2 separate regions of the Homo sapiens genome follow, and region 2 is linked to region 1. Evidence: read pairs that join two places in POLR2A ChIA-PET (ENCODE). Cell type or tissue: Panc1. All regions are shown on one strand. Each heading gives the region's core, and the rest is flanking DNA. Links, peaks and the distances in the headings are about the cores only. Region 1 overlaps RERE (arginine-glutamic acid dipeptide repeats). Region 2 overlaps RERE (arginine-glutamic acid dipeptide repeats).

What was found. ChIA-PET counts read pairs that join two places held together with the same protein. Peaks named below come from ENCODE experiments on the same cell type or tissue, not always from the same donor. Only the 100,000 strongest peaks of a DNase experiment are listed, where the experiment ranks them.
Region 2: POLR2A ChIA-PET joins it to region 1 with 9 read pairs; 3 of 35 experiments call an interaction of 5 or more read pairs at or near these places.

The regions. Positions count from the first base shown.
Region 1 is chr1:8,737,219-8,744,522 of GRCh38, forward strand. The region is part of intron 1 of RERE (arginine-glutamic acid dipeptide repeats); the gene reads right to left. Among named protein-coding and RNA genes, the nearest start is that of RERE, 77 kb to the right of the region's middle. In Panc1, for the core only: a CTCF peak has its summit at 2,325 (motif pointing left); a DNase peak (open chromatin) is centred at 3,090.
Region 2 is chr1:8,485,164-8,492,467 of GRCh38, forward strand. The region is part of intron 10 of RERE (arginine-glutamic acid dipeptide repeats); the gene reads right to left. Among named protein-coding and RNA genes, the nearest start is that of SNORD128, 6.1 kb to the right of the region's middle. In Panc1, for the core only: no CTCF peak of the experiment used is centred there; no DNase peak of the experiment used is centred there.

The DNA.
Region 1 (7,304 bases), core at 1,970-4,469:
TTAGGGCAGTGCTTTGGTAAACCAAATTCAGAAGCTTTAGAAAAGACTAGAAACTAATAAGTCAGCTATACATCCACTTAGAGTTTGCCAGACAGAGAAAAAGGAAAATAACATTCCAGTCACAAAGAATAAATCACAGAGGGCTTTAAGGCTTAATTGCCACGTTTTCCCTCCAAAAGAATCAAAAGTTTATCACACTTGTTTCCTAAATCTCCAAAAATGTGAGTTATTGAGAGAAGAGTCATACAATTTTTAGGAATTTCCATTTCTTCCGTTGTCGAACCTTTGAAAAACAATTGCAAGTTGAAGAGAACTCACATGACCCAGAAACTGTTCTGAGCTCTATCAATGTTCAGGAAGCAGAATTTTTTTTTTTTTTAACTTTTTAAACTCTTTTTGTAGAGACAGGATTTCCCTATGTTGCCTAGGCTGGTCTCCAACTCCTGGGCTCAAGTGATCCTCCTGCCTTGGCCTCCCAAAGTGCTAAGATAACAGGTGTGAGCCACCACACGTGGCTGGAAAAAAATGTTTTCATCCAGAGAGTAAAACTCAATGAAGTGGCACAGCACGCAGTACATTTCAACTTTCCCCTCTTAAAGATTTCAGCCTACACACTCCAATTTCACACTCAATGAAAGCTTAAGCAAAATGTTAGCATAAATCAAAGTTTTAAATCATTTTAGATTGTTAACTAGCAAATGTCCTGCAGAAATTTTAAAACTCACTAAATAAATTATAAATCTAGTTATGAGAACAAAGCACACTGTGGAATATAAGGATGCAGAATAAACAGCTATTCAGAAAGTGTGTCCAATTTTTGTCCCACCCCTAAGTCAAGAGGCAAACCATGACCCCGCTGTGGGACTGGGCTGTCAAGCACTCTCCCTCCTCTGCTAACGCTGTTGCCTCTGTTCAGAAGACCTTCCCTGCCCTCTCTTCACGGGGCAAACCTACACCTCTCCTCCAAGATCCAGCTGAGCCTTTACCTCCTCTGTGGCCCCTGATCAGAATCCCCAAGGCAGAAGTTTTTGGAGCTTTATTCGTGCCTTTCTTTTGTTGTTGTTCTTTTTTTTTATTTTTTTGAGATGGAGTCTCGCTCTGTCACTCAGGCTGGAGTGCAGTGGTGTGAACTTGGCTCACTGCAACCTCTGCCTCCCTGGTTCAAGTGATTCTCCTGGGCTGGTCTCAAACTCCTGACCTCAAACAATCCTCCTGCCTCAGCCTCCCAAAGTGCTGGGATTACAGGCATGAGCCACCACACCCAGCCTATTCACGCCTTTCTGACACCTACCACTCACTATAACACACTTAACAAGCCTCTTCCCATTCCCCACCCCTCAAGGCAGAGCCTGCAGCCCTGGTCATCCTCTATCCCTGACACCCACCACATTGCCCAGCAGACAACAGCACAGTCAGTAGTCCCATTTACTAAGGACTTACGTGCCAGACACTATGCTCAGTGCTTTATATAATATCAACTCATTTCACCTTCACAAAAACCATATGAATAATATAATAATAAACTATAGTATCCCTCCAATCAGTCTTCCCCAGCCTCCTTAGGAGGTTCCTTTTCATGTGAACAGGCTGTAACCTACAGGACTCTATCCTGACCATACTGTCATCTTGTTCCTCACACTCTTCCTGGGCAATCTCCAATCCAGGTCTTTGGAGCTCATTCCAAACCCATATAGGACAGGCACTTGGATATCTGAGTGTTCTGCACTTAAAATTGGTCATGTCCCAAACTCTGTCCATCTCTCTCCCCAAATATGCTCTCTCTTTATGATTCTAACAGAACACTCTATGTCCAGTCATAGCCTAAGTCCAATCAGGAGAAAGAAACTACATGGTAATTTGAACAAGGGAAGATAAAAAATCATTAACTATAACAAAAGATTAATGAGAAGTTGGCAAATAAGACCTTGAAAGAACACAGCAATAGCTGACATAAAATATAGTAGCAAATATAATATTATGTAACACAACATATAATTGCCACCACCCTTAAGGCTGAGACAGAGCACCCAAGAAAGAGTTCCCCCAACTCTAGGGCTGAGATCCAGACCTTGCTGGAGGGGGCTCATACCTGACAGAACTTCAGGCAATCCACTCTGTGAAATTTGCCAGAAATCAGTCCTCTAGAATGCCAAGGAAAGTTGTTTGTGGGAGAGTGTCTCAGTGGACGTACTCTGCTACCTGGGCAGCAGGAGAGCTGCTGGTCACTAAGAGCTGCAAATGCCTGAGCACTGAAGAAACACCATGTGCCACACTGGCCTCTCTTGGAACCAGCAAGTAAATCTCTTTCCTCCTCAATGTCTCTCCAGCACCCTCTACTGACAAAACTAAACATCGTGCCAGCTGGCGGAGGAAAAGCAAAAGGCCCAGATTCATTTTCACAGAGCAAGCAATGAAGGACATACTTCGAGGTGAGAAGCAATAAATCAATAACTGACACAAGCACACAATCATCTATCAGTTGTCTAAGCCCAAAACCTAGAGGCATCCTTGATTTTTCCTCCAGTCATCAAGTCCCACAGGTCCTACCTTCTAAGTATTTATTGAATCCATCTACTTCACTCCATCCACTTCACTCCATTATGATTAATGTTAATAATACTGATATATTAATTAATTATATTATATAATAAATAATATATTATTGTTAATAATAGTGTTAATCCCCCCGTCCAGTTTTACTTGCTTGCTTTTTTTATTCTGTTTTGCCTCTGGGCCACTGCACATGGGTTTCCTCTGCCCAGAACAGCCTTCCTTCTTTCCCCTATTGCCATATCCACTTTTTGGTTAGCTGATTCTTCATCATTCTTCAGCTCTCAACTCTCTTGCTCCAAGTTACTTGCCCCTGCTAAGTACACCCAAAAGAATCCTCTTCTTCCCCACTAAGAACACTTACCACACATTATTGTACAATCACATGTTGCTTAACAATGGATATATGTTCATCCTTGTGTGAACATGATAGAGTGTAGTTACACAAGCCTAGATGATACCCTATAGCCTACTGCTCCTAGACTACAAAACTGTATAGCATGTTACAGCACTGAATACTGTAAACAACTGTAACACAATGGTACATCTGTCTAGGGCACTTACCCCATGAATGGAGCTCACTGGAAGTTGCTCTGGGTGAGTCAGTGAGTCAGTGGTGAGTAAATGTGAAGGCCTAGGACATTACTATACACCACTGTGAACTTTATAAACACTGTGTGCTTAGGTTACACTAAATTCCTCTTTTAAATATTATTTTTTCTTCAATAACAAATCAGCCTTAGTTTACTGTAACTTTTTTACTTTATAAACCATTTTTAAAACTTTTTGACTCTTAACAACTCAGCTTAAAACACAACACGAATACATTGTGCAGCTCTACAAAGATATTTTATTTGTATAATCTTATTTTATAAGCTTTATTCTATTTTTAAATTTTTTAACTTTTTTAATGTTTTTGTTGAAAACTAACACACACACATTAGCCTAGGCATACACAGGGTGAGGATCATCACTGCTGCTCTTGCACCGCCACATGTTGGACCAATGGAAGGTCTCCAGGGTCAATAACATACATGGAGCTGTCATCTCCTACAATAACAATGCCTTCTTCTGGAATACCTCTTCCAGAATAGCTGGAGGCTATTTTACAGTGAATTATTTTATATGTAAGTAGAGGACGTACACTCTAAAATAATGATAAAAAGTACACTATAGTAAATACATAAACCAGTAAAACAATCATTTATAATCACTATCAAGTATTACGTACTGTCCACGATTGAATGTGCTATATTTCATATAACCGGCAGCATATTAGGTCTGCTTACACCAGCATCACCACACACATGAGTAATATACTGGGCTACAACCTTATACCACATACAATGTAACTAAGCAACAGGAAATTTTCGCCTCCATTATAATCTCATGGAACCACTGTCATATATTTGGTGTGGTCCACCATTGCCCAGAATTTCTTTACACAGCACATGACCATAATTCCTTATTAACTAACTCTCATCATTCATACTTTTACCTCTATGAAGGCAAGAAAAATTTCTTCATCACTGAATCCCAAAGAGTTAGCAAGATGTCTAGAACAAAGCAGACACTCAGTATCAGCTCAGTTAATGGATGTTGAATGAAGGGGGGTGACATGGTTAGGCATTGTGTCCCCACCCAAATCTCATCTTGAATTGTAAACCCCATAATCCTCATAATCCCCACATGTCAAGAGAGAGACCAGGTGGAGGTAACTGAATCGTGGAGCCGGTTTCTCCCATGCTGTTCTCGTGATGGTCAGTGAGTTCTCATAAGATCCGATCTGATGGTTTTATAAGAAGCTCTTCCCCACTTCGCTCAGCACTCACTCTGTCCTGCCACCCTGTGAAGAAGATGCCTTGCTTTCCCTTCACCTTCCACCATGATTGTAAGTTTCCTGGGGCCTCCCCAGCATTGTGGAACTGTGAGTCAATTAAACCTATTTCCTTTATAAATTACCCAGTCTTAGACAGTTCTTTATAGCAGCAAGAACAGACTAATATAAGGGGAAGCATTTTATGAAGCAAATAACAACTTAAAAGGAGAAAATTTTGGCTTTGAGATTATATCTGATATGTTGATCAGTGTACATGCAATAAAATTATTACACATATATAACTCTAAGGATAAGGAGACAATGCCTTTGTCTCATGCCTAACAATTAAGATACAGTAAAATATAAAGTCTATTCCTCAAAAGAAAAAGAACTAATTCAACCAGCTGGCAATATGAATTTATATGATTTCAGTATATTGTATGCAGATGAGGAAAAAGACTGTTAGTTTTCAAGGTGAACAGTGCCATCCCAGTGTAGTATGTATATATCAAAGGATTCTGTTTATTTACACCCAATAATGAAAATCAAATATTACAACATGACATTCCATTGCACACCATGCTTCTATGGTAGAAAATCAATACATCCTATTTGTTTTCAGTAACTTGTTTACCCAACCACAGTTCTAGAGTCATTATGCAATGCAAACAGTCTTCTAAAGCACTCTGACCCATATGAAATAAAAACTAGGTCCTCTCTGACACTCCCAAAGGGAATATCTCTCTGGCTAACTCCAGGAATTTGCTCAGGGATATATGGAGCAAAGATTGTAGAGCTGAATCGGTATATAAAGTTACTCTGACACTCTGGGAGGAAATTTAGCCAAATCCGTAATAGTGAGTAGCAATCTCATCCACTCAATGGCCAAGGGAAATATATTCAGGACTAGAACTCACACAAGCCAAAGCACTAAAATACACAAAGTACAACCACCAGCAGTGCTGGCTCACACCTGCGATCCCAGCGCTTTGGGAGGCCGAGGCAGGCAGATCACTCAAGCCCAGGAGTTCAAGACCAGCCTAGGCAACATGGCAAAACCCTGTCTCTACAAAACTTACAAAAATTAGCCAGGCATGAAGGCTAAAATTAGCCAGGCATGATGGTTAAAAATTAGCCAGGCGTGATGGGGTATCCCTGTAGTCCCAGCTACTCAAGAGGCTGAGGTGGGAGGATCACCTGAACCTGGGAGGTTGAGGCTACACTGAGCTGTGATCATGCCACTACATTCCAGCCTGGGTGACAGAGTGAGATCCTGTCTCAAAAAAAAAAAAAAAAAAAGTATAATCTTGAAGATTTAAGCTTTTTTGTTGTTATTGCTTATTTATATCATTCTCACAGTCTAAAGGGGGGAAAAACTTAGGATACAAACAGACGTTATTTCAGCAACTCAATCATTGTTTAATCCTCGAGACATATTGTGGACAACTGTATTATAGAATTTAAAAGTGTGTGAGTTTATTACACACTTGTTTAAAAAAAGACATAATAAGTATGCAGTCTATTCGAGCTGGGCACAGTGGCTCACACCTATAATCCCAGCACTTTGGGAGGCTAACATGGGAAGACTGCTTGAGGCCAGGAGTTTGAGACCAACCTGGGCAACAAGGCAAGACCCCATCTCTACAAAAAAATTTTAAAAATTAGCCAGGTACAGGGGCGCGTGCCTGTAGTCCTATCTTCTTTTTTTTGAGACAAAGTCTCACTCTGTCATCCAGGCTGGAATGCAGTAGTAGAATTTGGGCTTACTGAAACCACTGCCTCCCAGGCTCAAGCAATCCTCCCACCTCAGCCTCCCGAGTAGCTGGGACTACAGGCTAATTTTTTTTTTTTTTTTTTTTTAGTAGAGACGGGGTTTCACCATGTTGGCCAGGCTGGTCCCAAACTCCTGGCCCCAAGGAATCCTCGGCCTCCCAAAGTGCTGGGATTACAGGCGTGAACCACCGCACCCAGCCACACTTGGCCATTTTTAAACTATTTTTATTCCAACTGATATATATTTCATCTTCTATAACATGTCTCAGTATAGACATGCATAGTCTGATCAAGAAAATCTTGTCAATAAAATGAAACTTAACAAGGGCCTTGGGGATATTCTCTCTACCAAGACTGATCTTTCCTTTACTTCTACAGGGCTCAGTCCCTCACTTATTTGCTAAAATGTCACCTTTCCCCAGTTATTCTTTAGGCCCACCATGACCACTTACTCCCTCAGCCAAATCTCAGCTTGCCATTTCCCCTGTGCCTGCTTGACTTTTCTCCAGAGCACTTTTCACCATCAAATCTTTACTTATTTGTATATTACTGTCTGTTTTCTCCCACTAGAATATTTTCTCCATGAATTAAGGAATATTTGGGTTTGTTTCACTTGCTGCTGCTTCCTCAGCACTTAGAACTGTGTGTTGAAGCACAGTAGGTGCTCAATAAATAGTGGTTGAATGAAAGAAAATAGACAGTCCCAGAAATTAATCTTAATACTGATGCTGTGAAATGAAAAGCTCTCAAAGTGGGAGTGGACATACTTTTAAGAGATGATTCCCTTTCATTTAACTTAAAGCCCAAAGGACTTTTCAAAATGAAATTGTTATTCCAACTACACCCAAAAATCATTAAGGCTGCCCCTGGGTGCTCACGTACGTTTTAACAAAAAGCAAGGAATTCTATGTCCTGCTAAAGCAATGGAAAACCCTGATGTAGAAAATGTAAACTGCTTAAGTTCCATATGTGGGTAGTAACGATTTACACCACACCACTTATAACATTATGAGGGTCACACTAACCACAGGGAGAATTCCGTTTCACCTTTGTTTTTCCACATACATGCCCTCTAATAATACAACTCTTCACAAACACTGTATTAGCTGCATTCTTAAACACGCCTACTATCTAAAACATACACAGCAATGTAACTGATGGG
Region 2 (7,304 bases), core at 2,373-4,872, 250 kb before region 1:
CCAGCCTGACCAATATGGAGAAACCCCGTCTCTACTAAGAATACAAAATTCACTGGACGTGGTGCCGCATGTCTGTAATCCTAGCTACTTGGGAGGCTGAGGCAGGAGAATCACTTGAACCTGGGAGGCGGAGGTTGTGGTGAGCCGAGATCGTGCCATCGCACTCCAGCCTGGGGAACAACAGCGAAACTCTGTCTCAAAAAAAAGACATACGGCTAAAGTTTTATATAACCTGAAAACCATCTTCATTAAATTAAAACAGACTCAACACTCCAAACAAAAGGCAGAGCTTGCCAAACTAGATAAAAAGGCATGAAACAACTAAAGAATACAGGAGATGTTACCTTAAATACAAAGAAAAAACAAGATTCAAAGTAAGAAGTTGTAAAGAGATGTACCATGCAGACAACAAGCATAAGAAAACTAGAGTGGCTGTATTAACATTAGACAAAACAGACTTCAAGACAAAGAATATTAGTAGACACAAAAAAGGTTACAGCAGAAAGGTAAAAGGGTCAAAAGACAGAGAAAGACACAAATATTTTAAGTGTTCATGTGTCTAATAACCAACTTCAAATATATGAAGCAAAAATTAACAGAATCAAAAGGAGAAACAACCAACTCTACAATCACTTTTTTTTTTTTTTTTTTTTGGAGATGGAGTCTCGCTCTATTGGCAGGCTGGAGTGCAGTGGCGCGATCTTGGCTCACTGCAATCTCCGCCTCCCAGATTCAAGCAATTCTCCTGCCTCAGGCTCCCTGAGTAGCTGGGACTACAGGTGTGCGCCACCACACCCGGCTAATTTTTCTATTTTTAGTAGAGACGGGGTTTCACCACATTGGCCAGGATGTTCTCGATCTCTTGACCTTGTGACCCGCCCACCTCGGCCTCCCAAAGTGCTGGAATTACAGGCGTAAGCCACCGCGCCTGGCCTACAATCACTATTGAAGACTTTCATACATGTCTCTCAGTAACATACAACTAGGTGATAAAAAAAATTAGTATAAGAGAAGATATGAATACTAACGTCAACCACTGACACTGCATAACAGCACACCCAGTAACTACAGAGAGCAAGTTGATGGCAAGTACACATGAAACATGAACCAAGACACATCACATGCTCAGCCAAGAAACAAGGCTCAAAAGATTTCAAAATACTGAAATGTTACTGAGTACTCTTTGACCACTGAATTAAATTAAATTAGAAATCAATAACATTCCAAAAAATAAAACTTAGAGAAGCCCCAAGTATCTGGAAATTAAGGAATTTAGTACTAAATAATTCATGGGTCAAAGAAATCACCAAAAAATTCAAAACATTTTTGAACAGAATAATAGATCACAACAAATCAAAATTTGTGGTAAAATCAGCTATTTAACATCCCACTTTAGAAAGCTAGGAGGAAAATGATCAAATTAAACCCCAAATAGGTAGAAAAAAATTAATAACGAACAGAAACCAATGAAATATAAAACAAACGGGAAAAAATAATAAAACCAAACTCTAAAGAGATCAATAATGTTGAAACGTCTTTATATTGATCAAGAGGAAACAAATTACCAGCCTTGGCAACGTGGAGTCCATCTTAAAAAAAAAAAAAAAAAGAAAAGAAAGAAAAGAAAAAAAGCACTTTCTATATAAAAAAATTTAGATGGCTAAACTGTGAATTCTGGCAAACATTTGATGTAGAAAGTAATATCAATCTTTCATAAACATCTTAAGAAAACAGAACAGGAAGAACGATTTCCCAACTAATTTTTTGAGGGAGTATTACTCTGATATGAAAACCAAAGTTCTTATTACCAAACTCCTTATTACAAAGAAGGAAGACTACAACTCAGTATCTCTCATGATCACAAATGTAAAATTCCTTAACAAATTATTAGCAAATTGAATCCAATAGTACGTAGTGACCAAGCAGGATTCATCCTAGGAACAAACAGTTCCTTCATATTTGAAATCAATGTAATTCACTATATTAACAAAATAAAGAATAACAATCATATAATAATCTCATTAGATGCAGAAGGAAAAACAAAGCAACTGACAAAATTCAATGCCCATTCACAATAAAAACTCAACAACCTGGATATATAAGAGATCATTCTAACTTGATTAAAAAAACAAAGAAAGGCCAGGTGCAGTGGCTTACACCTATAATCTCAGCATTTGGGGAAGCTGAGGAGGATCACTTGGGCCCAGGAGTTCGAGACCAGGCTGGGCAACATAGTGAGACCCCGTCACTACAAAAAATTTTACAATTAGCTGGGCATGATGGTGTACCCTGTAGTCTTAGCTACTTGGGAGGCTCAGACAGGAGGATTACTTGAGTCTGGGAGGTCAAGGCTGCAGTGATTCAAGATTGCTACACTGCACTCCAGCCTGGGCAATAGACCCTTTCTCAAAACAAACAAATACAACAAAAACTGCATTGTACTTAATAGTAAATGACTGAAAACTTTCTAAGATTAGAAAGATAATGTCCACTCTCATCACTTCTATTCAGTATTATAGCAGAGGTTCAAGGAAGTGCAATAAAGCACAAAAAAGAAATAAAACACATAGATCATAAAGGAAGAGGTAAAACTATATTTGCACACGACATGTTTAGCAGGACCAAAAAAAGCCAACATATAAAAACTGATTGTGTTTCTATGCTATCGAAGACCATTTAGAAATTAAAATTTTAGTTACAACAGAATCCTCAAACAGGAAATACTTAGGAGTAAATTTAACAAAATGTTGTAAGATCTGTATTCCCAAAAAATCTTATTGTAAGAAGTAAAAGAAAGCGGGGCATGGTGGCATGCACTTGTAGTCCCAGCTACTCAGGAGGCTGAAGCAGGAGATCACGTGAGCCAAGGACTTCAAGCCCAGACTGAACAACATAGCAAGACCTCTTTAAATTTTTTTTAATCAAAAAAAAAAAAAAAATCAAAGACAACTTCTTTAAAAATAGAGAAATATCGTATTTATGGATTAGAAGATCCAATATTGTTAGGATGTCAGTATTTCCCAAACTGATCCATAAATTCAATAGAATCCCAATTAAAATTCCATCAGACTTTTTATTTTTTATTATTATTATTTTTTTGAGACAGAGTTTCACTCTTGTTGCCCAGGCTAGAATGCAATGGCACGGTTTCGGCTGACTGTAACCTCCGCCTCCCGGGTTCAAGTGATTCTCCTGCCTCAGCCTCCTGAATAGCTGAGATTACACGCACGTGCCACCATGCCCGGCTAATTTTTATATTTTTAGTAGAGACGAGGTTTCACCATGTTGGCCAGGCTGGTCTCAAACTCCTGACCTCAGGCGATCCGCTCACCTCGGCCTCCCAAAGTGCTGGGATTATAGGTGTGAGCCACTGCGCCTGCAAGACTTTTTAAAAATTAGAAACTGGAAGGCTGATTCTAAAATTTACATGGAAATGGAAATTACCTCAAATAGCCAAAGCAATCTTTAAAATCACATTTAAAGCAGAAAGACACCCCTGAGGTCAAGACTTCCTATATAGCTACAGTATTCAAAACACAGAGGCCCTAATAACGATCAATGAGACAGAATAGAATCCAGAAAAAGATCCAAACATAAAAAAGCAGCTGATTTTCAATAACAATGTCAAGGCAGTCAAATGAGAAAAGTTTTTCCAACCAATATTGTTCAAACAACAGGTATCTGTGTGGAAGAAAATCAATTTTCACTCCATAATTAACGCATCACAATTCAAAATGAATCAAAGACCTAAATGTAAGAAGTAAAACTTCTAGAATAAAGCACAGAAACAATCTTTGTAATCTTGGAGTAATCAGAGATAGTACCATAAAAGGAAAATAATGACTTATTAAGCTTCAGCATAACTATATATTAAAGTCAACATTAAGGAAAAAAAGTCAGGCCAGGTGCGGTGGCTCATGTCTTAATCCCGGCATTTTGGGAAGCTGAAGTGGGAAGATCACTTGAGGCCAGGCATTCTAGACCAGCCTGGGAAACATAGTGAGGCCCTGTCACTAGAAGAAACAAACAAACAAACAAAAACTCTAAAAAAAATTAGACAGGTGTAGTAGCCTGTAGTCCCAGGTACTCAGGAGGTTGAGGCAGGAGGATTGCTTGAGCTCAGGAGTTTGAGGTTACAGTGAGCTATAATCACTCTACTGTACTCCAGCCTTGGTGACAAAGTGAGACTTAAAAAAAAAAAGAAAAAGGAAAAAAAAATTTTTTTAAAAGAATGAAAAAAAGTCATGGTATGGGACAAATAATTCCCAATACATATATCAAAGGACTTCTACCTGAAATATTAACAAACAATCCTTATAACTAAATTGTAAAACAAATTTTTTTAAGTAAACAAACTATTTGAACAGAGGCTTCACAAAAAAAGATAAACAAATGGGCAATAAAACAGGAAAAGATGCTCAACCCTATTAAATTAGGAAATTCCAATAAAACCTCAATGAGATACCAGACTACACATCCATTAAAATGGATAAAATTTAAAAAAAAATAACTGACAACACCAAGTCTTGGTGAAGATGCTAAAGACGTAAAATTATAACACACTACTGATGGGAATCTAAATTGGAACCACTTTAGAAACCTGTAGGCCGGGCGCAGTGGCTCACGCCTGTAATCTCAGCACTTCGGGAGGCCCAGGTGGGAGGATCACGAGGTCAGGAGATCGAGATCATCCTGGCTAACACAGTGAAACCCCATCTCTACTAAAAATACAAAAAATTAGCCAGGCGTGGTGGCGAGTGCCTGTAGTCCCAGCTACTCGGGAGGCTGAGGCAGAAGAATGGCGTGAACCCGGGAGGCAGAGCTCGCAGTAAGCGTAGATCGCACCACTCACTGCACTCTAGCCTGGGCGACAGAGCGAGACTCTGTCTCAAAAAAAAAAAAAAAACCTGTTTGACAGAACAGGCGCAGTGGCTCACGCCTGTAATCCCAGCACTTTGGGAGGCCAAGGCGGGCGGATCACGAGGTCAAGAGGTCAAGACCATCCTGGCCAACGTGGTGAAATCCTGTCTCTACGAAAAATACAAAAAAATTAGCTGGACGTGGTGGCACATGCCTGTAGCTACTCAGGAGGCTGAGGCAGGAGAACTGCTTAAACCTGGGAGGAGGAGGTTGCAGTGAGCCGAGATCGCACCACTGCACTCCAGCCTGGGCAACATCTCAAAAAAAAAAAAAAAAGAAAAGAAAAGAAAAGAAACCTGTTTGACAGTTTCTGAGAGAGCTTCCTACGTACAAACAATCCTGCCACTCCAAGTATTTACCTGAGAGAACTGAAGATAAATGTCAACATAAAGACTCATACAACAATGTTGAAAAAACTTTTATTTATAATGGCCAAAAGCTTATAAACAACCAGAATGTTGTTTAACAAGGTTAAAGAATATGAAAAAATTGTGAATATGCATATCCATACAAGGGAATACTTATCAATAAAAAGGGGATGAACTATCGATACATGAAACACAACTGGCTCTCAAAATCCTTATGCCCAAAGAAGTCACACAATATGATTCCATTCCTGTAACATTCCGCGAAATGCAAACTACTCCAAAATGATTTTAAAAAAATAAAAAAAACATTGAAAACACGATACTTCAATGGCTATCTGAGGCTGGAAGCAGAAAATGATTATAAGAGGCCATGAGGCAACTTTTGGGGGTGTTGGAAATGTTTTGTATCTTGACATTATAGTAGTTTCACAGATTTATAAGTAGTTTCACAGATTTATATATCTGAAAACCCTCAAATTTTTTACTTTGAAACAGAGCAGTTTATTATACATAAATCTTACCTCAATAAGTTGTTTCAAAAATTACACACTAGCAATCTCTTTTGTTAATAATGAAGAAAAAACAGAATAAAAATAAGTAATCTAAGAGCTTAGATTCAAAAATAGGTCCACATAATTGTCATAAAGAACTGATAGCTCTGGGCAACATTGTGAGACATCATCTCTGCAAGTAAAAATAACCAGCTGGGCCAGGCGCAGTGGCTCACGCCTGTAATCCCAGAACTTTGGGAGGCCAAGGCAGGTGAATCACCTGAGATCGGGAGTTCGAGACCAGCCTGACCAACATGGCGAAACCCTGTCTCTACTAAAAATACAAAATTAGCCGGGTTTGGTGGCACATGCCTGCAATCCCAGCTACTCGGAAGGCTGAGGCAGGAGAATCGCTTGAACCTGGGAGGTTGTGGTGAGCCAAGATTGCGCCATTGCACTCCAGCCTGGGCAACAAGAGCAAAACTCCATCTCAAAACAAAAACAAAAAACAAAACAAAACAAGAAAAACAGCTGGGCATGGTAGTGCACACCTATGGTACCAGCTACTCTGGAGGCTGAGGTGGGAGGACTGCTTGAGCCCAGGAGGTCAAGGCTGCAGTGAGCCGTGATCCACCACTGCACTCCAGCCTGGGCAACAGAGCAAGATCCTGCCTCAAACAAACAAACAAACAAAAAAGAACTGACAGCTCAAAAATTTTCTAAACCAATTGCAGTTTTAAAAATGAAACGATTTATTTAAATTTACTCGTATTTAAATACTCCTACTGGATGTTCAACACACTTTAATGTGGCCATATAGCCTATTTCATTTAAGTTCTATGTTGCCCTAGGAAGCAGGAAATATACACTAATTACTCACAGGTTTCTTCTAAACTGATAAATGCCTAACCTTGTTTTAAATCTATGCTATACTCTAAGAAAACAATAAATGCTTTCCACACAACAATGTATATATCTTTTTAACTTATTACTTAACACAGCTCAAATCTTCTATTACTCTAGGGAAGTAAAAAATCCCAGTAACTTCTCTCACAGGATATTTTCATTCATTTTTCATTAGGAAAATGCTTGCAACTGAAGTTTTCGGAGTCAGTTCAACAGTGAAGTACAAAAATTAAAACAGCACATAACTTTTCAATTCATCACAAAATATGTACACATAACCTAAGACACCTGAGCCATGTCAGGCTAGTCTGAAGAGTTTCAGTGTCATAAAAATGAAAAATTGTACAACAAAAAAATCTCTGGGAGTGCTAACAAAACCTTCAGAAGGAGCTTGCCACAAAGAACCATGGGCAAAAGTAGCCAAAATGATTTCTATACTGAAGTATGGTCTACAGAATTCTTAAGAGAGTTTGGAATAAAAAGGGGAATAAATCATATACATTCAAGAAAGTGCCAAAAATAGACATTTAATTAAATATGGCAAGATCTTCATTATTCAAAATTCAACTGATAGCACAGTTATGAAAGCAGGATTTTTTTCACAAAGCTTTTATACAGA